Linked DNA regions of Homo sapiens: all the other regions are linked to region 3. A link is a loop called in an ENCODE intact Hi-C map of the cell type or tissue named here. Cell type or tissue: PC-9. All regions are shown on one strand.

Region 1 (8,000 bases), 140 kb after region 3:
TGGGGGGTAGGGCCGGGCCGGGGCGGGCATCCCAAGGTCCCCGGTCCTCCACAAGGAACCCCGCTTCTGAGCACATGCCTCTTTCTGTGAGCGCCACCGTTTGTGCTCCGCGGCCTCTGGGCTTCCTTCCCAGCACAGTGGCTGTTCCCCATGCTGGTCCCGGGCTCACTCCAGCAGACCAGTTTCCCGTCTCCACTGCTTTGCTGATTTTCACTGGTACGCTTGGGTCTCCGACCGGGTTTGATTTCCCTGATAGCAAATGCAGGGGTTTTCAAGTATCCCCATTTTACAGAAAATGGGAGACATTGAGACTCAAAGAAGAGCCGGGTGTGGGTTTGGGGGCTAGAGAGCCAGGAATGCGGCTGGGCTCTCCTTGCCATCCTTGGGTGCGTGCTTTCATCCTGCCACTCCGCCAGCACAGATCGCGCTCCTGCTGTGTAAAACCCATGCTGAGGCCGTTGGTGTGGGCTGTGCCCGGGGCCCCTGCACACGCACTGGCCTCGTTGTCCACCGTGCCCGGGGCCCCTGCGCACGCACTGGCCTCATGATTGTCCACCGTGCCCAGGGCCCCTGCACACGCACTGGCCTCATGATTGTCCACCGTGCCCAGGGCCCCTGCACACGCACTGGCCTCATGATTGTCCACTGTGCCCGGGGCCCCTGCGCACGCACTGGCCTCATGATTGTCCACTGTGCCCGGGGCCCCTGCGCACGCACTGGCCTCATGATTGTCCACTGTGCCCGGGGCCCCTGCGCACGCACTGGCCTCACTGCCCACTGTGCCCGGGGCCCCTGCGCACGCACTGGCCTCACTGCCCACTGTGCCCGGGGCCCCTGCGCACGCACTGGCCTCACTGTCCACTGTGCCCGGGGCCCCTGCGCACGCACTGGCCTCACTGTCCACTGTGCCCGGGGCCCCTGCGCACGCACTGGCCTCACTGCCCACTGTGCCCGGGGCCCCTGCGCACGCACTGGCCTCGTGATTGTCCACTGTGCCCGGGGCCCCTGCACACGCACTGGCCTCATGATTGTCCACTGTGCCCGGGGCCCCTGCACACGCACTGGCCTCATGATTGTCCACTGTGCCCGGGCCCCTGCACACGCACTGGCCTCATGATTGTCCACTGTGCCCGGGTCCCCTGCACACGCACTGGCCTCATTGTCCACTGTGCCCGGGTCCCCTGTACTCACACTGAGCGCATTCTACACTGTCATGTGACGATGATGGTGGCGATGGTGGTGCAGCAGCAGGCAGTCACCAGGCAGTTGCCCTTGCCCTCACAATTGCCAGCTTCTCCGCCCTGTGAGATGGGAACTATTGTTCTCCCGTTCTGCAGATGGGAAAACTGAGGCCCAAGAGGTAACCTGAGTTTCCCGTGGCACGCAGCCAGTGCGGGGCAGAGCCGGGGTTAGAGCTCAGATGAGAACATGGAGACCCCCAGGACGAAGGCCTTTGCCCACGGCCACCCTCAGGCTGGCTCCATCTGTCGGGGGTGCTGACCACCAGGAGGTCCTGGGGTTGGGAATTAACCAGGTTATGCCAGCAGGGTCAGTCTGGGAGAAAGGCGGCCAGGCGAGGGCAGCAGCTGTGGGTAGGGGCCTGGTCAGGGGCTTTGTCTCAGGGGTGGGGCTCTAGGCAGCAGCCCAGGTGTGTAGGAGCCTCGGGGCTGTTTTGGCATCAGGCGACAGAGCGGCCTCATCCGGAGGGTCAGGGCCATGCATCTCTTCTGGAGGCCCCGCCAGACCCTGCTCATCCCCTCTTCCTTCTCGCCCTGCACAGCCACTGTCAACAACAGCTCAGACACCGAGAGCATCCCCTCTCCTCACACTGAGGCCGCCAAGGACACAGGGCAGAATGGGCCCAAGCCCCCAGCCACCCTGGGCGCCGACGGGCCACCCCCAGGGCCACCCACCCCACCACCGGAGGACATCCCGGCCCCCACTGAGCCCACCCCGGCCTCTGAAGCCACCGGAGCCCCTACGCCCCCACCAGCACCCCCATCGCCCTCTGCACCTCCTCCTGTGGTCCCCAAGGAGGAGAAGGAGGAGGAGACCGCAGCAGCGCCCCCAGTGGAGGAGGGGGAGGAGCAGAAGCCCCCCGCGGCTGAGGAGCTGGCAGTGGACACAGGGAAGGCCGAGGAGCCCGTCAAGAGCGAGTGCACGGAGGAAGCCGAGGAGGGGCCGGCCAAGGGCAAGGACGCGGAGGCCGCTGAGGCCACGGCCGAGGGGGCGCTCAAGGCAGAGAAGAAGGAGGGCGGGAGCGGCAGGGCCACCACAGCCAAGAGCTCGGGCGCCCCCCAGGACAGCGACTCCAGTGCTACCTGCAGTGCAGACGAGGTGGATGAGGCCGAGGGCGGCGACAAGAACCGGTGAGTGGGCGCCAGGCAGCCCTAACCTTGGCTTTTGTCTGCAGACACTGAGCAGCGACTACCTACTTAGACAGCCGCACCCAGTCTGGCTCTGCCTGCTTTGGGGGAGCCCGAGGTGTGGTTAGGGAGGCAGACTTGGAGTAGAGTCCAGGAATGAGAGATGCAGGCCAGGAAGGGGCGGAGGTGTGGCCGGGAGGACCTCCCCAGGAGGTGACATCCAAGCTGAGACCCGGACAGAGGAGGCAGCCCTGGGCAGCGCTAGGGAGAGAGTGTGCCAGGCAGCCTGCTCGCTTCCTAGGGCCGCCCTCACAAGGTAGTTCGAGCCAGGTGGCTTTTAACAAATACAGTCCTGGAGGCCAGGAGCCTGGGGGCACCATGCAGGCCGAGACGCAGCCTCCGAGCCTCTGGGCAGATCCATCCCGCCTCTTCCAGCTCCTGGCCGCTGCTGGCGGTCGTGATTGCTGGCATGCCACTCCGTCTTTGGCTCTGCTGTCACATGACCTTCGCCCTGTGCATCTCTGTGTCCACACTTTCTTCTTCTGAGGACACCAGGCATTGGATGGGCAGCTGTCCTAATCTAGTGCAGCTTCATCTTAACTTGATTATATCAGCAAACAGTCTATTTCCAAATAAGGTCACATTCACAGAGACCCTGGGTTAGGACTTGAATGTACCTTCTCTGGGGGGACACAGTTCTACCCTCAGCGTGGTGGGAACAGCAAGTGCGAAGGCCCGAGGTGGGAATGAGCTTGGTGGATTCAGGTGCCAAAGGGTGGCTCAGGGAGGGGGCAGCCTGGCAGGACGGGGGGCAGCTCTCACGGGGGTGGGGGCACTGAGTCACGCCCTGGCAGGTGGGGGCTGCATTTTGTTCTCAGGGCAGTGAGAAGGCCTTTACGAGCCTCTCCCAAGAGAGCCAGATGTGATTTACCCATGAAACCATGTGGGGGATTTGCTGGGAGTGAGAGGCACAGTCAGGAGGCAGCTGCAAGTGCCCTGGGGCTGGTGATGGAGATGCGAGCGTGGTGGCCGTGGGGTTGGGGAAAAGCCACAGGTTCAACATGTTTTTGGTGGCTCATCTCCCATCAGCCAAGGGTCCAGGGCTCAGGATCACAGGTGATCACCTTGGATCACAGGTGCAGAGGTTCCCCTTGCAAATTCCTCTCCAGCTGGGGTGGCCTGGAGGACCCCAGTGTCGTCCTGTTTGGGTGTTGATGTCTCTGAGGTGTGTTCTTTCCTTTCTGGCCTCTGTCTTTGCTCCTGGCCTGGGTGACCCCACATCCCTGAGAATGCCACCTTTTACCCATTTTCAGCACAGATGCTTTGGGCCTCAAGGCCTCCAGCCCAGAACCAAAGATGGCTACCCAAGTTAGGGCCAATCTCGGTTGGCAGAGGGCAGACCCGCGGAGACTGCGTCCTGCTCACATCTGGATGGCTGGAGGAATTGTTTTCTGGTGGGGCAGGCAGGCCATTTTATTTCAACTACAGTGTGGTCTGTTTTCTCCCCTCCCAAGTCCCTTGGAATGGTCCTGGGCAGAGCAAGCGAGGGAGGAAAATCAGACCCGCAGGGTCATGCGGGGCCCTTGTCTCTGCCCTGGGGTTCACCCTGGGCCATGTTAAAGGGGGAAGTCCTAGGACATTCCCTAGGAACTGAGGTTCACCCGGATCTCTATAGGTTCCACAAAACAAAATCTCAGGGTCCCCAGGAACCACTGCCAACAGGAACCGCGCCCATGCGTGTGAGAAGTGGACGGCCTGACCCTGACCCTGTGATGAGCAAAGGCCTGGCCTGCGGGTTTCTGAGGGCACCAAATCCCTGAGCTTCTTGCCCGACAGTCCCAGCTTGGAAAACAGTGTTCATGGTGTGGCTGGGTCTGCCCTGGAGGCAGGCAGCCAGGGCCATTGTGCCTGGATAGCGGGGTCAGGGCAGACGGCTCCCCGCCCCGCTCCTGCTGGCTGTGGGGACAGAGTCATAGAAACACATGTTTCTGCCTTCGCCGGGGGACCGCTGAGGTCATGGGGCAGCCCCATTGATAAGCTGCCTCCCAGAGTCTGTATTTTGGGTCCATGTGGCTGGCCCCGGACTGGGGAGCCGGGGGATCAGCTTGCATCCTGTCCGTCCCCAGAACACTCAGGCTAGGCCTGAGGCCCCGCAGGGCACTTGCAGCCTCCCGTCCTCTCCCCTGCAGCCCCGCCCAGGGCCGTGTCCTCCCTCCCCGAGCTGGGCCTGGCGTACGTCCACCCCTTGCCCAGTGTCCAGCACACAGCCCCCGGGTGCAGGAGTCCTCGGCTGGGAGTCAGGACACCTGGTTTGTCCCGCCCTGTGCGACTAGGCCCAGGCCCCCGCCCTTGGGGCCTGCTTTGCCCTCTCAGTGAACGAGGCTGGACTCTGGCCAGCCTGCTGACCTCGTCCTGGCCGGCAGCCCGCCACCCCTCCCTCTGCCGGCCACGACTGCGCAGGGCCGGGCGGACGCTGGAGGACGCGGACGAGATGCGTCAGAGTAGGCCCTGGCAGCCAGGGCCTCCCGGGAAGGGCTGGTGGGACGGGCGGGCCCCCCAGGCGACCCCTGCTCCTGGCTGCCCGCCCAGTATCATCCCTCCTGCCTGGCAGCCCCAGTGGGGGAGCTCTGTGTTCCTGGATGGACGCAAGATGACTCTCATCTGGCCCCCCGCCCCGGTGACTTTGGGAGAGAGAAAATCACATTCTCCTTCGGCCCGCTGGCACTTTCTTCGAGGTGGCTCTGCCTGGGTGTTTTCTTGGCAGACGACCAGAGATAGTGGCTTCAATTGCAAAACCCCGAGCCTGCCTGCCTTCCCCTCTCTTACTCTTCAGAGAAGGTGCCTGGGTGCTTTTTTGGCAGGGCCTGGCCTTGGGAGTCCCCTCCCCCAAGCCTCAGTTTTCTCATCTGTAAGGTGGGCGTGGATGGCTTATTGCAAGAATAACTCAGTTAATGACGGGCCACAGTGGGCGCTCAGAGATTAGCTGCCCTCCTTTGGATCTGCTTTGGGACACCCCCTAGAGGTCACCCCAAGAGGGGGCTGGAGTGCAGCTCCTTCAGCTGTCCCTCTGGCATTTTGGAAGATCATAACAGCAATTTCACCTTTGTTACTTTATTCTGCAAGTGACTGATGGCACCAGCATGCGCCAGGCGCCGGGGGCGCTGGAAACTGCACAGACAAGGCCCTGACTCCAGGCACTTACATTCTAGTGAGGGCATGGAGAAGGAAACCATTGTTTACGGGATGAGTGGGTGATGGGCAGATGGGGCATGGGGAGCAGGGGAGAGTGGGCTGGTCAGGCAGGGAGGGCCTCTGGGGAGGTGACATTGGAGGGCAATGAGAGCCTTAGTGTGAGGGAAAGCCAGACCCCCTGGGAACCACCAGTGCAAAGGCCCTGTGGCCGCATGAGCGTATGTCCAGTGGACAGCAGAGAGGCCTATAGCAGGGTGTAGAGTGGAGTGAGCAGCCCAGGGCAGAGAGGGCGGAGAGGTCAGAGAGGTGGGCAGGCCCCACGGGTGGAAGTGACGGGTCAGGGTTTTATCTTGGGGCCTTGGAGAGGCAAGGGATGCCTGTTCACAAACCAGCCCTCCCTCTCCCTCCTAGCCCTAGGATGGTGGCAAGGATTGTCCCAGCTTGATGACCATGGGGAAACTGAGGCAAGGGCTGGGTGGAGAGGGGATGTACTGTTGCAGGCCCAGCATGTTCCGATGAATGTCCCCAGGCCCTTATTCCCCCTCTCGTGCCCTGCCCCCCAACCGGCCTTCATGAGTGGGAAGGAAAATGACAGTGAGGAGAAGGTGGCCCGACCCACTCGGCCCCACGTGCTGGTCACCAGCATCCCCACGCCCACCCACGGACAGCCCTTGAAGCTTTCGTCTCCACTCTCCAGATTGAGAAACCGAGGCACAGTTGGCTAAGTCACATGGTCAGAGAGGGGATCCGAGCCTTTGCTCGCAACTGCAGGGCTGGGTAGGCAGGGTGGGGCCCCTCCCAGACACATACTCTGTGCCAGGCCCTGAGAGTCCCCGCCCCACCCAGGCCGCCAGAAAGGAAAATAGAAGTGGCTGCCTTCCAAGAAAACAAAGGAGAGAGGCCGGTCGCGGTGGCTCATGCCTGTAATCCCAGCACTTTGGGAAGCCAAGGTGGGTGGATCATTTGAGGTCAAGAGTTTGAGACCAGCCTGACCAACATAGTGAAAGCCTGTCTCCGCTAAAATACCAAAAAATTAGCCAGGTATGGTGGCGTGTGCCTGCAATCCCAGCTACTAGGGAGACTGAGGCAGGAGGATCACTTGAGCCCAGGAAGCAGAGCTTGCAGTGAGCCAAGATTGTGCCACTGCACTCCAGCCTGGGCAACAGAGCAAGACTCTGTCTCCAAAAAAATAAATAAATAAATAAAATAAAACAAAGAAGGGAGAGTGGAGGGTGGGGAGAGCCAGCCAGGAGGGCTTCTGGAGGTGGCGCTCCTCCAGCATGGCTACGGGACAAGGGGCGGTCAGATGGGCCCTGAGCTCTGAGCGTTTTCCACCTTCCTCCTCCACTATTGGTGGCCGCTCCCTCTGGGGGCTTAGGACTCTCGTTCCCCTCGAGAACTTGAACCCAGCCCTTGTGCTGGCTGCTGCCTTCTTTACCCATGAGAGAGCTCTGGCTGGGATCAGAAGACCTCTTGTAAACTATAAAGTGGTACCTCCATGACCACAGTCCCCACTTGCTCTGGGGGCTCAAGAAGGGTTTGGGCCTCTGTGTGTGCCCCCCAGAGGGTACCTGCTGAGAGCTTCTGGGCAGCAGCCCCTGCCCCCGCTCACCCCCTGCCAATCTGACTGCCCACACCCTACTAGGTGAGGGGCCACAGGGAAACCAAGGCACAGGGAGCACTCAGGCCCCACATAGAAAACGCGAGCTCTCGGGCAGACTGCATGGGACAGTGGCACCTCATGTTTTGTGTGTGTTATAAAGTCATATTTTTATCTCTATAGAATTATCTTTACACATATACAAACGTTTGCATTTCAACCTTAAAATTTATATTTTATTTTTCTATTTGTACACACATATAAAAATATTATTTTTACTGTTCATAGAGAAAATACAGCTGATACGTCGAACCCTTTATGGCTAGCATATAGTATGGTCCTCATTTCATTTTGTAACCGTTATTAAGATATCATTCATATACCATACATTTCACCATTGAAAGCGTATCATTTAGGCTAGGCACAGTGGCACACACCTGCAATCCTAGCTCTTTGAGTGGCTAAAGCAGGAGGATAGCTTGAGCCCAGGAGTTCAAGACCAGCTTGGGCAACATAGAGAAACCTTGGCTCTACCACAAAAAAGAAAAAAATGCAAAAATCAGTCAGGTACGGTGATGTGTGCCTTTAGCTTCAGCAATTCCGGAGGCTGAGGTGGGAGGATTGCGTGAGCCCAGGGGGTCAAGGCTGCAGTGAGATTACAGCACTGCACTCCAGCCTGAGTGACATAGCAAGACCCTGTCTCAAAAAAAACGTGTATCATTCAGTTCTTCTTAGTATATTCAGTGTTATACTAAGAAAGAAACCCTATGCCCATCACTAGTCACCCCTATCCTCCCTCCTCCCAGCCCTGGCACCCACTCATCTCCTTTCTGTCCCCGATG
Region 2 (8,000 bases), 220 kb before region 3:
CATCTCTCAGCTTTTGCCGTGTCACTTTGGGTGAATTCTCAGGCCAGCAAGCCAGACATTCCTGAGATAGCCACCAATTCCGTTAAACAACAATCTGTGAGCCAGGCAGGCCCTGGTGGTCAGCTATTTAGCAACCATTCCCTTCTTTTCCTCTCAAATGGTCTGGATTTTATTTAGGGGGTGAGTCTCCCTGTCCCAGGGAATTGATTGTGATAGATCTAAGGGAATCCTGTTTCTTCTTGGTCTAGGGTGGGCATGAGACCAAGCTCTAGCAAGCAAAATGTTAGGGAAACTCGGCTGGGGGCAGATTTTAATAAGAGAGAAACGAGAAGAAAGTGCCTCTTGCTGCCTCTCTTCCTTCCTGCTTGGCTCACTGGGTGAGGGTGAGGGTGTGTTGTCTGGAGCCACAGCAGCCACTTTATGACTATGAGGGAAAACAGGGCTGACCCACTGAGAATGGTGGAGCAGAAAGCTGGGAAGCTCCTAGGTTCTTGATGATTTTATGGGGTCAAAATCATCCTGAAACTGCCTTTCCCTAGGCCTTCTGTTACATGAGTGTCTTAGTTCAGGCTGCTGTTATACCAGCAGTCCCCAGCCTTTTTGGCACCACAGACCAGTTCTGTGGAAGACAATTTTTCCACGGCCTGTCGGTGGGGAGGATGGTTTCAGGATGAAACTTCCACTTCAGACCACCAGGCATTAGATTCTCATAAGGAGCAGTCAACCTACATCCCTCGCATGCGCAGTTCACAATAGGGTTTGTGCGTCTATGAGAATCTAACGCCGCCACTGATCTGAGAGGAGGCGGTAATGCTCGCTCGCCCGCTGCTCACCTCCTGCTGTGCGACCCAGCTCCTAACAGGCCATGGACTGGTATTGGTCTACGGCCCAGGGGTTGGTGACCCTTGTGTTATACAATATCATAGACTGGTGGCTTATGAACAACAGAACTTTATTGCTCAGGCTGGGTGCGGCGGCTCATGCCTGTAATCCCAGCACTTTGAGAGGCCAAGGTGGGCAAATCGCTTGAGCTCGGGAGTTTGAGACCAGGTTGGGCAACGTGGTGAAACCTTGTCTCTACAAAAAATGCAAAAAATATTAGCTGGGCACGGTGGTGCACACCTGTAGTCCCAGCTACTTGGGAGACTGAGGTAGGAGGATTGTTTGGGCTTGGGAGGTCAAGGCTGTAGTGAGCTGTGGTCATGCCACTGCATTCCAGCCTGGGCAATAGAGTGAGACCTTGTCTCAAAATTTTTTTTTTTTTGTCACCCAGGCTGTAGGACAGTGGCATGATCTTGGTTCACTGCAACCCCAGCCTCCCCAGGTCAAGCGATTCTCCTGCCTCAGCCTCCTGAGTAGCTGGGATTACAAGCATGTGCCACCATGCCTGCCTCATTTTTTTGTAGTTTTAGTAGAGATGGGGTTTCACCATGTTGGCCAGGCTCGTCTCAAACTCCTGACCTCAGGTGATCCACCCTCCTTGGCCTCCCACAGTGCTGGGATTACAGGTGTGAGCCACCGTGCCCAGCCAACCAGCTAGTTCTTAAAAAGTCATTTACTCAGGGGAGCCTGCCCTGATTCTCTCTCCACAAGAACAGGTCACGCTTTTCTGCCTCACAGTTTCCTGGCCTCTCATGCACTGAAAGGCCCTGTAACCCCACAGCTGTTAAATGTCAGTCTCACCCCTGAACCTGGACATACCAGAGGAGCAGCGACTATGCTTGTTTTTGCTCCTGGCACAGTGCCCAGTGCTTCATGGGTCCTCAACAAATATTTGTTGAAAGCATGAATGAATATTCCGAACCTTAGAGATCTCACAGTCCAAAATCAAAATGCAATACTCCAGCAGCAGCTAGCATGACTGAAATGAAAAAGACTGATGCCCTCCAGCACTGGGAGAATTCAGAGGGCCTGGAACTCACACACAGCTGGAGGGAATGTGAAATCACATAACTACACTGGAAAACAGTTTGGCAGCTTCTTAAGTTAATCATACACTTCCAGTATGACCCAGTGATCCCACTCCAGGTATTCACCCAAGAGAAATGACAGCGTCTGTCTACACAGAGACTTGTACACAAATGTTCATTGCTGCTTTCTTGTCATAGCCAAAAACTGGAAATAAACCAACAGCCCATGAGCAGGCGAGTGGGTCAGCACACGGTGGTATATCCTTACAATGAACTATTGATGTGCATGACAACATAAATAATATGGTCTGGCTGTGTCCTCACCCAAATCTTATCTTGAATTGTAGCTCCCATAATTTACACAGGTTGTGGGAGGGACCCGGTGGGAGAGAATTGAATTGTGGGGCAGTTTTCCCCATGCTATTCTTTTGGTAGTGAATAAGTCTCATGAGATCTGATGGTTTATAAGGGGTTTCCCTTTTTGCTTGGTTCTCTTTCTCTCTTGTCTGCCACCATGTAAGATGTGCCTTTCACCTTCTGCCATGATTGTGAGGCCTCCCCAGCCTCATGGAACTGTGAGTCCATTAAACCTCTTTTTCTTTATAAATTACCCAGTCTCAGGTATGTCTTTATCAGCAGCGTGAAAATGGACTAATACAATAAATGACTCTGAAAATACCTACGCTGAGTGAGAGAAGAGCTGGGCAAGAAAAGAGGACATTTTGGGAATGAACTGGGGGCGGGGACAGAGGATTCAGAGTGGAAGTCCTAGTTATTACAAAGCCCCACGAGGTCGTGGGGTCTGGCCCTGAGACTGTTCTGGTTTCCTTTCCTATCTCTTCTCCCAACCTCTGTCCACTCCAGCCCGCTCGGCCTCTGCTCTGCTTCCTGAGTACACCAGGCATGCTTCTACCTCAGGGCCTTCACACTGGCTGTTCCCTCTGCCTGGGACCCTCTTCCACCAGACCCAAACGTGGCACAGATCTCCACTGCCTTCAAGTCTGCCAAACATCACCTCTTCCGAGAGGCCTATCCAAATCTCTTCTCTAGCTAAAAGCACTCCCAACCTGCCTTTAGTTTCTGTGTTCTTTCTTGGCATTTACTATCAGGTGGATGTATGCATGCACACCTACCCCCAATATGGACGTGTCTCAAAATAATTTGCTAAATGAAAGAAGCCAGTCAAGGAAAGAGGACCTACTGTGAGATTCTGCTGACATGAAATGATGCCATTTACACATAGTTTCATTGTCTCCTCCATTTATTTCATTAATTAATTTATTTTTTGGAGATGGAGTTTTGCTCTGTTGCCCAGGCTGGAGTGCAGTGGCACAATCTCGGCTCACTGCAACCTCCACCTCCCAGGTTCAAGCGAGTCTCCTGCCTCAGCCTCCAGAGTAATTGGGATTACAGGCGCCCGCCACCACACCCGGCTAATTTTTGTATTTTTAGTAGAGACGGGGTTTCACCATGTTGGCCAGGCTGGTCTTGAATTCCTGGCCTCATGTGATCCGCCAGACTCTGCCTCCCAAAGTGCTGGGATTACAGGCATGAGCCACCGCGCCCGGCCTGTCTCCTCCATTTAAAACGGCATTGGCCAAAATAATAGCCACTGGTCACGTGTGGCTATCAGGCACTTGAAATGTGGCTATCAGGACGGAGGAACTGAATTTTATGTCTTCATATCTTTGTTTTAATTAGTTTAAATTAAAAATTAAAAACCGAAGCAGTTTTGCCAGTGTGGATGTGAATATTAAAGGAAGATGATTTTTTGATACTCAGTTCTTGGAGACTTTTAAGTCTCTATGGAACAACTTCAGTAGATTAATGTACCTTTTCAACTGTCAGTTTTATGGAATCAAAATGCAGATCAAATATTTCCGATGAGAATTTAGTGTCCACATTGAGATGGGCTCTAAGTGTGGAATACACAGTGGGTTTCAGAATGTTAGGATGAAACAAATGCATGTAAATAGCTCACAGATTAATTTTTTATGTGGTGTGCATGCTGAAATGATAATATTTTGGATCAATTAGATTAAATTAAAATTAATCTCTTTTTTCATTTTTTATTTTTATTTATTTATTATTTTCAAGACAGAGTCTTGCTCTGTTGCCCAGGCTGGAGGGTGGCAGCATGATCAAGGCTCACTGTAGCCTCAACCTCCCAGGCTCAAAGGATCCTCCTGTCTCAGCCTCCCAAGTAGCTGGGACTACAGGTGCAGGTGTCACCATGCCCTGATAACTTTTAAAATTTTTTTGTAGAAATGGGGTCTCATTGTGTTTCCCAGGCTGGTCTTGAACTCCTGGGCTCAAGTAACCCTCCCGCGTCGGCCTCCCAAAGTGTCGGGATTACAGGCGTGAGCCAAGGAGCCCAGTCACATTTTTTTCCCTTTTTTTTTTTTCTTTTTTAACGTGGCTACTAGGAAATGTTAAATTCTACCTGTGGGTGGCATTATGTTTCTACTAGACAGGCTGCCCTGGAGCATCAACTCAATGAGGACAGGGAGTGATCGGCTCAGCTTCCTTCTTTTTATTTATTTATTTGAGACAGTCTCATTCTGTCACCCAGGCTGGAGTACAGTGGCACGATCTAGGCTCACTGCAACCAACCTCCGCCTCCCAGGCTCAAGCGATTCTCCTGCCTCAGCCCCCTGAGTAGCTGGGGTTACAGGCGCCCGCCACCATGCCCGGCTAATTTTTGTATTTTTAGTAGAGACAGGGTTTCACCATGTTGGCCAGGCAGGTCTCGAACTCCTGACCTCATGATCTGCCCACCTCGGCCTCCCAAAGTTCTGGGATGACAGGTGTGAGCCACTGCGCCTGGCCTCAGCTCCCTTTTTTAGTGTCAGCATCTAGAACCCGGCCTACTGTGTGCCCTGGGAGTCTTGGTTCTTCCCAGTGGAAAGGACTGTCTTTAATTTGCTGACCGTGGGCATCTGGCCTTGTAACCAGGCCACTCCCAGCCTACGGGCAGAACGGAGCTGCTGGGAGGACACAGGCAGGGTGACTCAGTTCCCGTGCTGGAAAGAGGAACTTGGGTGTCTGCTCCGGACCTTGTCATCTCTGCCCCGGAGTGGCTCCTACCAGGTGGCGCTGGCCAAGCGCCTTTCTTTCCCCTGCCCGCCCCAGGGCCGGTTGCTGAACCTCCTCCCTGTTGGCTGCGGAAATGGTTTGCATCATTTTTGTGCCTGAGGCCTGGGGGCGTGTGAAGTTCAGATCCACTGGAAGGCAATCAGCCTTTGTCCTTGTTCATGAAACACGAATCAATACCGCATTGATCGAAAGTAGACTGGGCTTCCTCTCCAAATGCCTCCGAGCAGGAATTGCTATACCCGAGGTGGAGCAGGGAGAGAGAAAAGCTGGGACACTGGCTGGATGAGGATTTGTGCTTATTGGCTTTTTTTGTTTTTAACAGGCTAAAACTTGTGGTTTACTGCAATATATACATCACAGAAAATTTACCATTTTAGCCATTTTTAAATGTACAATTTGGCAGCACGAAGCACACTCACATTGTTGTGCAACCATCACCACCATCCATTTCCAGAACTTTTTCATCCTCTCAACTCACTGGCGTTTAAGACTTGGGGGAAGCCGGGGTGGGGTGGGGGTGGGTTCTGGTGGGGGAGGGGCTGACACTAGGGGATCATGGGAGAATCCGGGCGACCCAGCATGCACTGGGTTTCTTCCGGGGCATCTATCTGGGTGCAAGACTTCAGGAAAAGCAGGAACAGTCACATGTGGATAACTCCAGCTTGGCTTCATACAGGGGCCATTTTCAAAAGTGTGGGCAGGAATAGAGGAACCCTGGGCTGGAAATGGAGGTGATGCCACCACCCCTGGGCTGGAAGGGAGGAGGGAAGGGATAGTTCCAGAAAGCCAGGAGGAGAGGGAATGTAGCAGGAGCTGTATGGAGAGGAGAGGGGCCCTTGAGTGGCCTGAGGGAGCCCTTGACCTCACTCATGTCCTGCCGGGCTACCCCGTGCCAAGTCCAACCAGAGGCAGAGAGCAGTGGGCTGTGGAAGTGGTTAAGGTGGGTCAGCTTCAGGGGCAGAGGGCCAGTGGAGAAAGGAAGAGAGAGATCTCTCGGACAAACAGAAGATGCCAGCACACAGGGTCTGATTCGTTTCTTGGTATAGTGAGCACCTGAGTCTGTCTCCATAGCCTCTGCTCCTCCTCCTTCGGGCAAAATGTCCTGATTTCCATGGGGGATCCAACCTTCCGCTCTTGGTCCAGAGACGGTGCACCCAACTCCAGGCCAGTGATTTGGATCTGAGCCAACTGGCTTACTGCTGTCCCCATATGGTTTAAGATGGCCAATCAAGGTTGATCTTGGAGCATTTGCTGTATGTAGTACCCTGAAGGAACATCTCTTTCCTGCTGGACTCAGGCCTGGGGGATGTGGCATAAAGCTCCTGGTAGCCGTCTTGCCACCATGTGACGTCTATTAATAAAACCAACATGGAGGAGAGGGCAGGCCAGAGAGAGAAGGAGATACCCAAGCCTGATGACATTAGCCAAGCCCCTGGATCCAGCTATGCCTGAAGCTGATGCTATTCCTAGAATTTAAATTGCTTCAGCCAATAAACCTCCCTATTTGCTTAAACCCATTTAATTTGCACTGACTTGCAGGAAAGATTCCTCACATTATCAGTTTTTCCTTTTTTTTTCTTTCATTTTAAGCAAGCTATAGTCTAGTTCTGGCATTCTCAGGGATTTTTTAAAAGTTCAGCAAGAATGCTGAATAAGCAGCAGATGTGGATAGCAGCAAGCCGTCTTCTGCTTCTGATCTTTCGGGTCAGCATTATTTTACTATCGAGCCAAGCAATGGGTCTGGAGAGGGTGGAGGTCCACCAGGGCCTGTCCTGCTGAGCTGAATGCGGCAAAGTGAAGGTGAGTGCTGTTCACCTCCGTCCTGGCATCTGGTGCCCCAGAGGAGGTGGTCTGCTTCTCATTTTTCACAGGGGCCTGAACAACCTGCACCCTTCACTGAGTCTCAGTGTTTGCCTTTGCAAAATAGGCTAACAAGAGGAAGAAAAAAGAAAATGCCCAGCATCCGGGCCCTGGTAATCCCCGGAGAGGTGACGGAGTGCAGGGTTAAGAGAACAGCACGGGCTCTGGACTTGAGTTCCAGCTCCCAGCTAAGCCACTTCCTAGCTGTGCAGCCTTGGACACACTACTTCACCTTTCTGTGCCTCAGTTTCCTAGCCTAGAAAATGAGGATGATAACATTTCTTCACTCATCGGATTATCAGGACTTATCAGTGCCTTTAATATATCAATGAGCATTGTGAATTTCTTCACTTACCGGTTTGTCATGGGGACCAAACGACTACAGACAAACAAAGCCCTCAGAGCAGTGTCAGAAACGTGGTAAGCACTCGGTAAACAGCAGCTGCTGTTTTTACCCAAAGACTGGTAGACAAGGTTACTATTGGCAATGTTTATCGTCTCTCACACTCTCAGCAATTCTCTATAAAATCTCACTGAGGGCCGGGCGCGGTGGCTCACACTTGTAATCCTAGCACTTTGGGAGGCCGAGGCGGGCGGAGGTCGGGAGATCGACACCATCCTGGCTAATACGGTGAAACCCCTGTCTCTACTAAAGATACAAAAAATTAGCCGGTCGAGGTGGCGGGCGCCTGTAGTCTCAGCTGCTTGGGAGGCTGAGGCAGGAGAATGGCGTGAACCCGGGGGGTGGAGCTTGCAGTGAGCCGAGATCACGCCACTGCACTCCAGCCTGGGCGACAGAGCGAGACTCCGTCTCAAAAAAAAAAAAAAAAACTCACTGACGTCCCTCCCAATGTATCTAAGGACCGTTTGCCTCTTGCTGCTCACCCAGCACCAAACAAGTTATCTAACCACCCAGTGCCTCAGTTTCCTCATCTGCAAAATGGGGCGTTAACAGTTCTTACTTCACAGGGTTCTCATTAGGAGGAGTTGAGAAGCCACCAAGCTGCGCTTACATAGCTCGCAACCCATGTTCGTGCAAGGGCTGAGTGCTAGTATTAATAACAGCATTACATTAATAACATTATAATATAGCATATAATATATATAACATAATATTAATAACAACATTATATT
Region 3 (8,000 bases):
TTGGTCCCTTGGACATCCCAGGGGGTCCAGGCAGAGTTTGCTTTGTGCCTCAGGATCACAGAGGGCTCCAGAGCATCCCAGGCTGGGGGACACGTGGTGCCTGCAGGGCCTGTGGGGGCCTCATGACTGAGCTGCTGTAAGGGTGTTCCTGTCATCAGAGTGGCGTGGTGGAGGCTTGTGTCCCGTGGGCATGGGTCGTAGCTTAGGGTCTGGAGAGATGGGGGTGGGATAGGGTTTGGGGGCATCCAGCCTCATGAGCCTCTTCTTTGCTGTTCTTTGGGGCCCCTGATCATGGGCCTGCCTCAGGACCTTTGCACTGGCTATAACCTTTTTTTTTTTTTTTTTTTTTGAGACAAAGTCTCACTCCCCCAGGCTGGAGTGCAGAGCTGTGGCCACCTTTCTTTCAGGTTCAAGCGATTCTCCTGCCTCCTGAGTAGCTGGGACTACAGGCGCATACCACCATGCCTAATTTTTGTATTTTGAGTGGAGACAGGGTTTTGCCATGTTAGCCAGGCTGGTCTTGAACTCCTGACCTCAAGTGATCCACCTGCCTCGGCCTCTCAAAGTGCTAGGATTACAGGCATGAGCCACCACACCCGGCCTGGCTGTAACCTCTTCTGGGAACACCCTTTCCTGAGACCTTCAGCCTCCCTGATATAGGCCTCTGCTAATGGCGCCTCCTGAGAGAGGCCTGATGTCAGTTGTGACTCCCTGTGACACCTTCACTACTCCTTGTAACACTGTCACCACCAGGGTCTGCGGTATGCCCATCACCCCTGTCCCCACCTTGTTTTAGTCTATTTGGACTGGGTGGCTCACAAACAATAGAACTTTATTGCTCACAGTTCTGGAGGCTGGATGTCCAAGACCAAGATGCTGGCAGATTTGGTGTCACATGGGACGAGGGCCCGTTTCCTGGTTCATAGATGGTGGCTTCTCCCAGGAAGAGGGGCAGGGCGGCTTTCTGGGGGCACCAATCCCACTCATGACAGCTCATCACCTCCCAGAAGCCCCACGCTCTGACATCATCCCGTGGTGATTAGGTCTCAACATGCAGATTTTGGGGGGACATAAACATTCACACTCCAGCACCCCTCCATCCAGGATTTTGTTCATCTTTGTCACCGCTGTGTCCCCAGCACTGGGTATGTAGCAGGCACTTAGGAGACAGTTGTGCCTGACTCAGTGTCTTCCACGGGGCCTCAGCCTGTCCCCTCCCCATAAATGGGGCCTCTCTGGTGAAGGAGGCCCTGCATTTTGGGGATGATTTGGAAAACCAGGAAAAGTTCTCATGCTTTTTCTCTGACTGCCACTGGGGTACCCACCAAGCATCCCAAGAGAGCTACCCCTCCTAGATACAGTCATGAGAAGGAACCCAGGGATGCTGTAGGTACGGGGAGTGGGGGAGGGGTGGTGACAGCCTCAGCCTTGTGTGTTGAGGACCAAGGCGAGGTGAGCATTCCACATACCTTAGTTCATTGTGTCCTTCCCATAGCCTTGTAAAGTCGGCACAGAGTCACCCTCTCCTGATAAGGCACAGAGAGGGTAGGCAGCTTGCTCAAAGACACACAGCTGCAGGCCTGCAGTATTACCAACTGAATGGCATTTCCAAGGCAGTTGCTTCTTTGCTCAAGGTCATGCTTAGCATGTTAAGGGGATCATCCTGTTTCATCCCCAAAAGTCCCTCTACTATCCCTATCTTCCGAGGCGGGTCCTGTTTTCTGGGGATCTGGCTCAGAACTGGCAGGGGCCCGTTTCCCAGGCTGAGAGAGTGCGCCTCATTTAGCCCAGAGCAGAGGCCCAGAGATGCCCACACTTCTGAAGGTTGGGGGTCAGTTTCCAGTGTGGCTTAGAAGTTAGAGGGCAGGAGGGGCACCCCAGAGTGGAGGAACTGCCCTCTTCCTCCGGAGTCGTTCATTTGCATGACAATGAGCCCTTTGTTCCTGAGGCCAGCCTCCTTCCCAGGCTAATAACATAATTCCTGGCCTGTGATGTCATAATGGGCCCTTTCTGTGGCTGGGGTCAGAGGCTGGGTGGGCAGCTGTGTGGGCTGGGCCAGGCCTGCTAATAACCAGGGAGGTGGTGATTGCCAGGGGCCTGTGTGCCAAGCTGCCTCCTTCCAGGGTCTCGCTGAGTCCTCCCGAGAGAGCAGCGGGAGGTGGGATTTGCTCCCCTGTTGACACTGGAGCAAGCTGAGCCTCCAGGAAGCCCTCCCTGGCCCCACCGTTTGTCTGGTCCCCCTCGATGAGCTGCTTCAAGCTTCTTGGCCTGTGGAGTGGGGGTGACTCACTGTCAGTTTGGCCCTCGGCCGAGAGGCGTGGGCGTGAGAGTCCCTTGTTTCCTGTAAACTGGAGGGAGGCCAATACCCAGCGGCTACTGTGTTGGGGCCACTCGGAAAGCCAGGTTCAAACCTTGGCCCCACTTGGTCCCCTGGGCATCGGCTGAACTCCCTGTGCCTCCGTTTCCCCCTCTGCTTCATGGGGTTCCGCTGGGGCTTGGGCTCAGAGCTAGGCAGGGAGTGAGCTTTCAGGAAATGGGCAATGTCAGAAAAGGCGGGGGCTGGTGGAGTGGGGTGAGTGGTGATACCCCCAAGAGTTAGGTCCATGTCCTAGTAACCCAGCCCCTGTCAGAGAGAGACCGTATTTGATAAAAGGGTCTTTGCAGATGTGTTTTGAGATGAGCTCATCCTGGGTTACCCAGGTGGGCCCTGAATCCAAAGACCAGTGTCCTTAGAAGAGACAGAAGAGGAGAGAGCAAGACTACATGAACTACAGGAAGACAAAGGCAGAGATTGGAGGGCTGAAGCCGCAAGCCAAGGAATGCCTGGAGCCACCAGCATCTGGAAGAGGCAGAAAGGAGCCTCCCTTTGAGCTTCTGGAGGGAGTAGGGTCCTGCTGACGCCTTGATTTTGGACTTCCAGGCTCCAGAACTGTTAGAGAATAAATTGCTGTCGTTGGCCGGGCGAGGTGGCTCATGCCTATAGTCCCAGCACTTTGGGAGGCCGAGGTGGGCGCATCACTTGAGCCCAGGATTTCAAGATCAGCCTGGGCAACATGGCGAGACCCTGTCTCTACAAAAAGCACAAAAATTAGCCGGATGTGGTGGCGGCTTGCCTGTAGTCCCACGCTGAGGCAGGAGGATCAATTGAGCCCAGGAGGTCAAGGCTGCAGTAAGCCATGATTGTGCCACTGCACTCCACCCTGGACCACAGAGTGAGACCCTGTCAAAAAATAATAAAAAAATAAAAATAAATCACTGTTGTTTTAAGTTTCCTGGTTTGTGGTCATTTTTATGGCAGCCCTAGGAAATGAACACAGCTGGCGACGCCAGTCTCTGGAGGTGGGGGAACTGGCCCTGGCGGGGGTTGGTACTGTTCCCCACTCCAAGCCTGAGGGTGCAGGACAAGTTTGGGTGGCCGAGAACCCCTTTGTGCCTGGGAGTGCATGAAGCCCCATTCGGGGAGTCTGGACTTTCCAGGAAGGACGCCTTGCTTGAACCTGCCTTTCTTGCCGAGAACCAAATCCACAAGGCCCTAGACCCCACCTGCCGCCTGCTGTTCGCTGTCCCCTCAGACAGCCCTGCTAAGGGGACAGGACCCAGAGGCAGGAGGCTCTCGGATTCTACCCCGGCTTTGCCCCAGGCCCCGGACGCCCTTTCCCCACGCGTCTGGTGACTCCTGCAGAACCCGGGTTGCACTCATCCCCCAGCAAGCCCCAGGTTTGCCGGGTGCCCTTGACAAATGGAGAAACTAGGCCCAGAGAGGGCAGGCTACTTGGCAGAGGCCACACAGCTCCTTAGTGGCACTGACGGCCTTACAGTCTCGCCACGGGGGCTGGCACTGGGGCTTCCAGGAGTGGGGATCAGAGTTCTCGGCCACTTGGAGACCTGGAGTGGAGCCGGCCGGCTGTGTGGACCTGGGGTCAGTTACCTGATATTTGGGACACTCGGCTGCCTTTGATGGACCTGGCCTGGTGTAGGTGGTACCCCGAAATCTGGGCTTTAAGCACACCCTGTCTGTGCTCTCAGCCTCAGTCTCTCTGTTTGCAAACTGGTCTTTGAGCTTCAGCTCCACGTCTGCGATTTTGCTCTTAGCATGTTCATGCATTCAGCAAACATTTATTGAGCACCTGCCATGTGCAGTGTGCTGGGACTCTGGGGGACACAAAGGTGTGACTCTTGCTTCATGGATCTTGTGTTTGGGGCTGTGGGGGGAGAGGAAATGCAGCAGCACAGGTTGGAGTCCAGATTCCGGGTTCTGATGAGGGAGGTCACGGAGCTGGGCCGTGAGGGAGGTGAGGATGTGGCCTTTCGTCTCCTCCTGGGCCCGGGGTGGACAGTGTGCAGCAGGCTCTCAAGTGGACATGGAGATGCCCACAGCCTGTCCGCGGCGGCCCATGGGCACCTCTGGCTGGCAGGACCTGGCCTGGTCTTGTGAGCAGGGACATGGGATGGGAGGGCTGCAAGGCCTGGCTCCAGCCTGGTGGGAGAGACAACAGTCTCCTCTAACCTAAGCAGCAGGCATGGGTATGCTGGTGACAGGGTCCCAGGACACAGTGGGTGAGCTGGACACAGGAGGTGGCTCGCCTGGGTTTGCATCCAGGCTGTGCCCTTGTTGGCTGTGTGACCTTGGGCAAGTTGCTCGGCCTCTCTGTGCCAGTCTCTCCAGCTGTAGAATGGGGATGATAACAGAATCCCTCACGGGGGCGCTGTGAGGAAGGAGTTGGTGCCACCAAGTGTTGTGTTGGGGACTGGCTGTGCCAGTGGCTGCGAGGTGTTCCCTCCCGTGGCTGCTCAGGGCAGCGGCGTGGAAGATGGAAGTGGCATTTGCTCATCTTCCCGCTGCCCTGCTCCTCCCTGTGCAAATAGCCTCAGTCTTCCACCTAGGAAACGGGAGCTGTAACAAGCACATGGCCCCATGGAGGTCGGGAGGAGAAGCGGAGCTGGGGTGCATCAGTGCCTGTGGGGTGGGGGCTTGGGGTCGCCACCTGCTCCAGATTGAGGCCTTGGCTGCCCCCGAGGCCTGGAACAGCCACTTGTTTTACAACCCAGGAAACTGAAGGCCTGGCAGGGATGGCCCCAAGACATGCCCATGGGTACAGCCCATGTGGTGGCTCCTGGCTGCAGACAATGCCTCTTTTTTCTGGCCTGGCGGGAGCAGCCCAGGCTTGCTCAACCTGGCCTAGGTTTATCAGCACATTTGGTTCTGCGGTGCGGCTAGCAGACATTCCCTCCAAGAGAGATCGTGATGTTCCTCCGGAAACCGAGGTCCGGAGGCTCAGGTTACTGTGGGGGGCGGCCGTCGGGGGGTGTGTCTGCCTCTGAGAAGTGACCCAGATCAGAGCTGGGCTGTGCTGGGCAGTGTTCATCTGCAAAGCTGCCGCCTGCTCTTTCACCCATGAGAGCCACTGACAGCTCAGGAAGGGACTGGGAGCCACCCACTTTCCCTTCAGGGTGACACAGGACAGGCCTCTCCCTGGCTCCTGCCTGGCCCCTTCCCCCTACACTGAGTCTGGCCTGGGTCTCCCATTCCATTTCTCTGGCCTCTTCTTGGCTGGCTTTGGACCTGTCCTCACCTACATGGATAAGGGACCTAGCGGGTGGAAGAGATCTGATTCCAGGGAGATCCTATCTGAGAGTTTGTGTTTTAGGAGGGTTGCTATCTTAGGTCTCTTGGTTGCAATGGACAGACTCCCTCTGCCTCCTGCATTTAGCACAAATAGTTCAAGTAACTAAAAAACCTCAGAGAAGCTTCAGGCACAGTTGGGTCCAGGTGCTCCCCACTTTCAGTCCCTGTTAGCCTGAGACTAATAATTGCAGTTCAGTAGCCCCAGTGGAAGGACAGCTTCTTGTTCCCAATATTCCAGCAAATATCATGGGAATGAGTTTTGTTGCCTCAGCTTGAGAGTTCAGAGTTAAGCCCCCCCCCCCCCCACCAAAGCCAGTGCCACTTTGGCTGGAGGGCTGGGTCAGCCTCCCTGAGACCCCAGGACTGAGGGTGCAGGGGGGGTGGTTGCCCAGGGAAATTGGGGTGTGGCATGCACGGAGTGGGGCCGGGTGGGCAGAGACACTGTGTCTTGCTCCCTGTGTTGGAGATGGGGCCAGGTTGGGGTCCCTGCCTGGCCTGCCTTTCATGGCCAGTGTGTGTGTGTCCCATTGGGGTGGAGCAGGTGGCGCCGATGAGTCACTGGGTAAGTTTCATTCCTGTTATATTTAATAGTTGAGGGCCTCTTGGGTCCCCCCTCCAAGCCGTTGCTGGCGCTCCACCTCCTGTCCCCCCATCAGCCCGCTTCAGCTCCCCAGCCTTCCCTCACCTCTCTTGTGGCGTCCAGTGACCACGTCATAAGCCACAGGTCATGTCCTGGCAGCCCCTGGGCTGTATTTGGCTGTCAGACTGATTTATTGGGTTGGTTTTATAGTCAGTGTTTTTTTAGAAATATCGGGAGATGTCTCAAAATTGGGCTTCTTGGCTTTGCTGGAAAGATTTGGATGCCGTGGACCCCCTGCCCCACGTGGACCCTGTTCCAGCAGGGTCTGGAACATCAGGAATGTTTGGGGGCCACATTCCTGGGTCTCTGCTCAGTGTTGGCTGGGGCTGAGCTGCGGTCACCCCCTTCCTGCGGGCCCCTCCCCTCGGCGTGGTGCCTGCCTGGGCCCTTGTGTTCCGGCAGGGTCTTGGGTATCTACAGCTCTCCTCTTGCTTTTTGTCCCTGCCCTTCTTCGGGTGGATCATCCGATCCCAGGTAGACGCTTAGCTTCAGCCGTCGCCACTCCTGGGCGCTGAAGCATTTGTTTACTGTCTGAGCTCCTGGCTGCAGGGGCCATAGGACCTTTTGGGTTCTTGATCACTGTCCCGTCATCAGACATTTATTGATCAATGCCCCTGGGGTAATTGAATGGCCCAGATGCGTCCACTTCTGAGCATTGGACAGAGCTGACGTAAAGTGGATTCTTCCCGTTTAGCCTGGGAGCCCAGGCGGCAGTGGGGTCCTCCCATCCAGGCCCTTTGTGGTCCAGCCTGGCCACTTGCTGGGGGCTGGGATGGGTTGGGGAGGCAGGAGGGGACCCTTGTTGAGTGGGTGGGCTCTGTCGCCCTGGACGCTGCTGCTGGCACAGCTATTCTTAGCAGCAGAAACATTTGTCCTCATTCACATGTGGTGGATGCCTCCAGGGATCTACCCTGAAATACTAGAGGCGACCCCATAAATTCCTCAGAAAGCCATCCTTGAGGGCCTGCGTGCATGGAGGAGAAGCGGGAGGAGGCGTTTCCGGCAGCTGCACAGCTGTGGATGTGTTTGCCAGATGTTGGAGGCAGGGAAGTCGGTGGGAACCTTGCGGAGGCCGCCTTCACACTCGGGGTCTGGGCATGGACATGAGCGGGTGGGACAGAGACTGCAGACTGGTGGGCAGAGAGAAGGGCTCTGGCCCTGGCCTCAAGTTTTGGGGTCCAGGGGCCCCTCTGAAGCAGTCAGCCCTTCCCTGGGCCCTGGCCTTGAGGCCACCTGGGTTGGAGGCAGCTGGCGAGGGGAGAGCTCAGCTTATCGGGCGCTTCCGAGGGATCAGAGGTGCAAGTCGCTGCCCAGCCATGCCCTGTGGCCGTCATGGGGTCCTGAGGTGAGGTGGGCCAGAGACAAGGCCTGGACGCATGCTGCACTCGGCTCTGAGGGCCTGCTGAGTGCCGGGGCCACTGGCAACACTTTGCCTTTTATGGGGGCAGCCTGAGCCTTTGGGGCCACCGCGGAACAACACAAGCACAACACTAGCAATCAGGGAGGTCTCCCTGGAGGAGGTGTTGTTTAATTTTAAATTGTGGTAGATACATATAATGTGAAATTTACCTTCAGCCATTGGTAAGTAGATAATTCAGTAGTGTTAAGAATAGCCATATTGTTTAGCAACCGATCTCCAGCACTTTTCATGTGGCAAAACTGAATCGCTATATCTGTTAAACAGTAACTCCCCCTTCCTCGCTCTCCCCAGCCCCTGGTCCCAGCCATTTTCCT

The links. Hi-C counts contacts between places; a loop is a spot of excess contacts. Peaks named below come from ENCODE experiments on the same cell type or tissue, not always from the same donor. Only the 100,000 strongest peaks of a DNase experiment are listed, where the experiment ranks them.
Region 1: a loop joins it to region 3, with 3 times the contacts of the local background. A loop is called at or near these places in 15 of 110 quality-filtered maps.
Region 2: a loop joins it to region 3, with 3 times the contacts of the local background. A loop is called at or near these places in 4 of 110 quality-filtered maps.

What each region holds. Positions count from the first base shown.
Region 1 is chr12:124,366,391-124,374,390 of GRCh38, reverse strand. NCOR2 (nuclear receptor corepressor 2) reads left to right here. Exons shown (of 49, transcript NM_006312.6): 22 at 1,781-2,369. Among named protein-coding and RNA genes, the nearest start is that of MIR6880, 33 kb to the right of the region's middle. RefSeq lists an enhancer at 4,805-5,306. In PC-9, no CTCF peak of the experiment used is centred here; DNase peaks (open chromatin) are centred at 4,640 and 5,030; H3K4me3 peaks cover 561 bases; H3K27ac peaks cover 2,957 bases.
Region 2 is chr12:124,724,481-124,732,480 of GRCh38, reverse strand. No RefSeq gene overlaps it. Among named protein-coding and RNA genes, the nearest start is that of SCARB1, 140 kb to the left of the region's middle. RefSeq lists enhancers at 155-758, 759-1,363. In PC-9, a CTCF peak has its summit at 4,380; DNase peaks (open chromatin) are centred at 1,740, 4,390 and 4,990; H3K27ac peaks cover 3,662 bases.
Region 3 is chr12:124,507,167-124,515,166 of GRCh38, reverse strand. All of the region lies in intron 2 of NCOR2 (nuclear receptor corepressor 2), which reads left to right. It overlaps LOC105370047 (a long non-coding RNA gene), which reads right to left and starts at 1,945. Exons shown (of 3, transcript NR_188646.1): 1 at 1,470-1,945. RefSeq lists enhancers at 1,830-2,124, 1,767-2,315, 2,316-2,864, 6,304-6,413, 5,941-6,526 and 1 more and a silencer at 6,588-6,802. In PC-9, CTCF peaks have their summits at 4,701, 5,973 and 6,178; DNase peaks (open chromatin) are centred at 1,976, 2,296, 4,796, 5,226 and 1 weaker place; H3K4me3 peaks cover 1,039 bases; H3K27ac peaks cover 4,799 bases.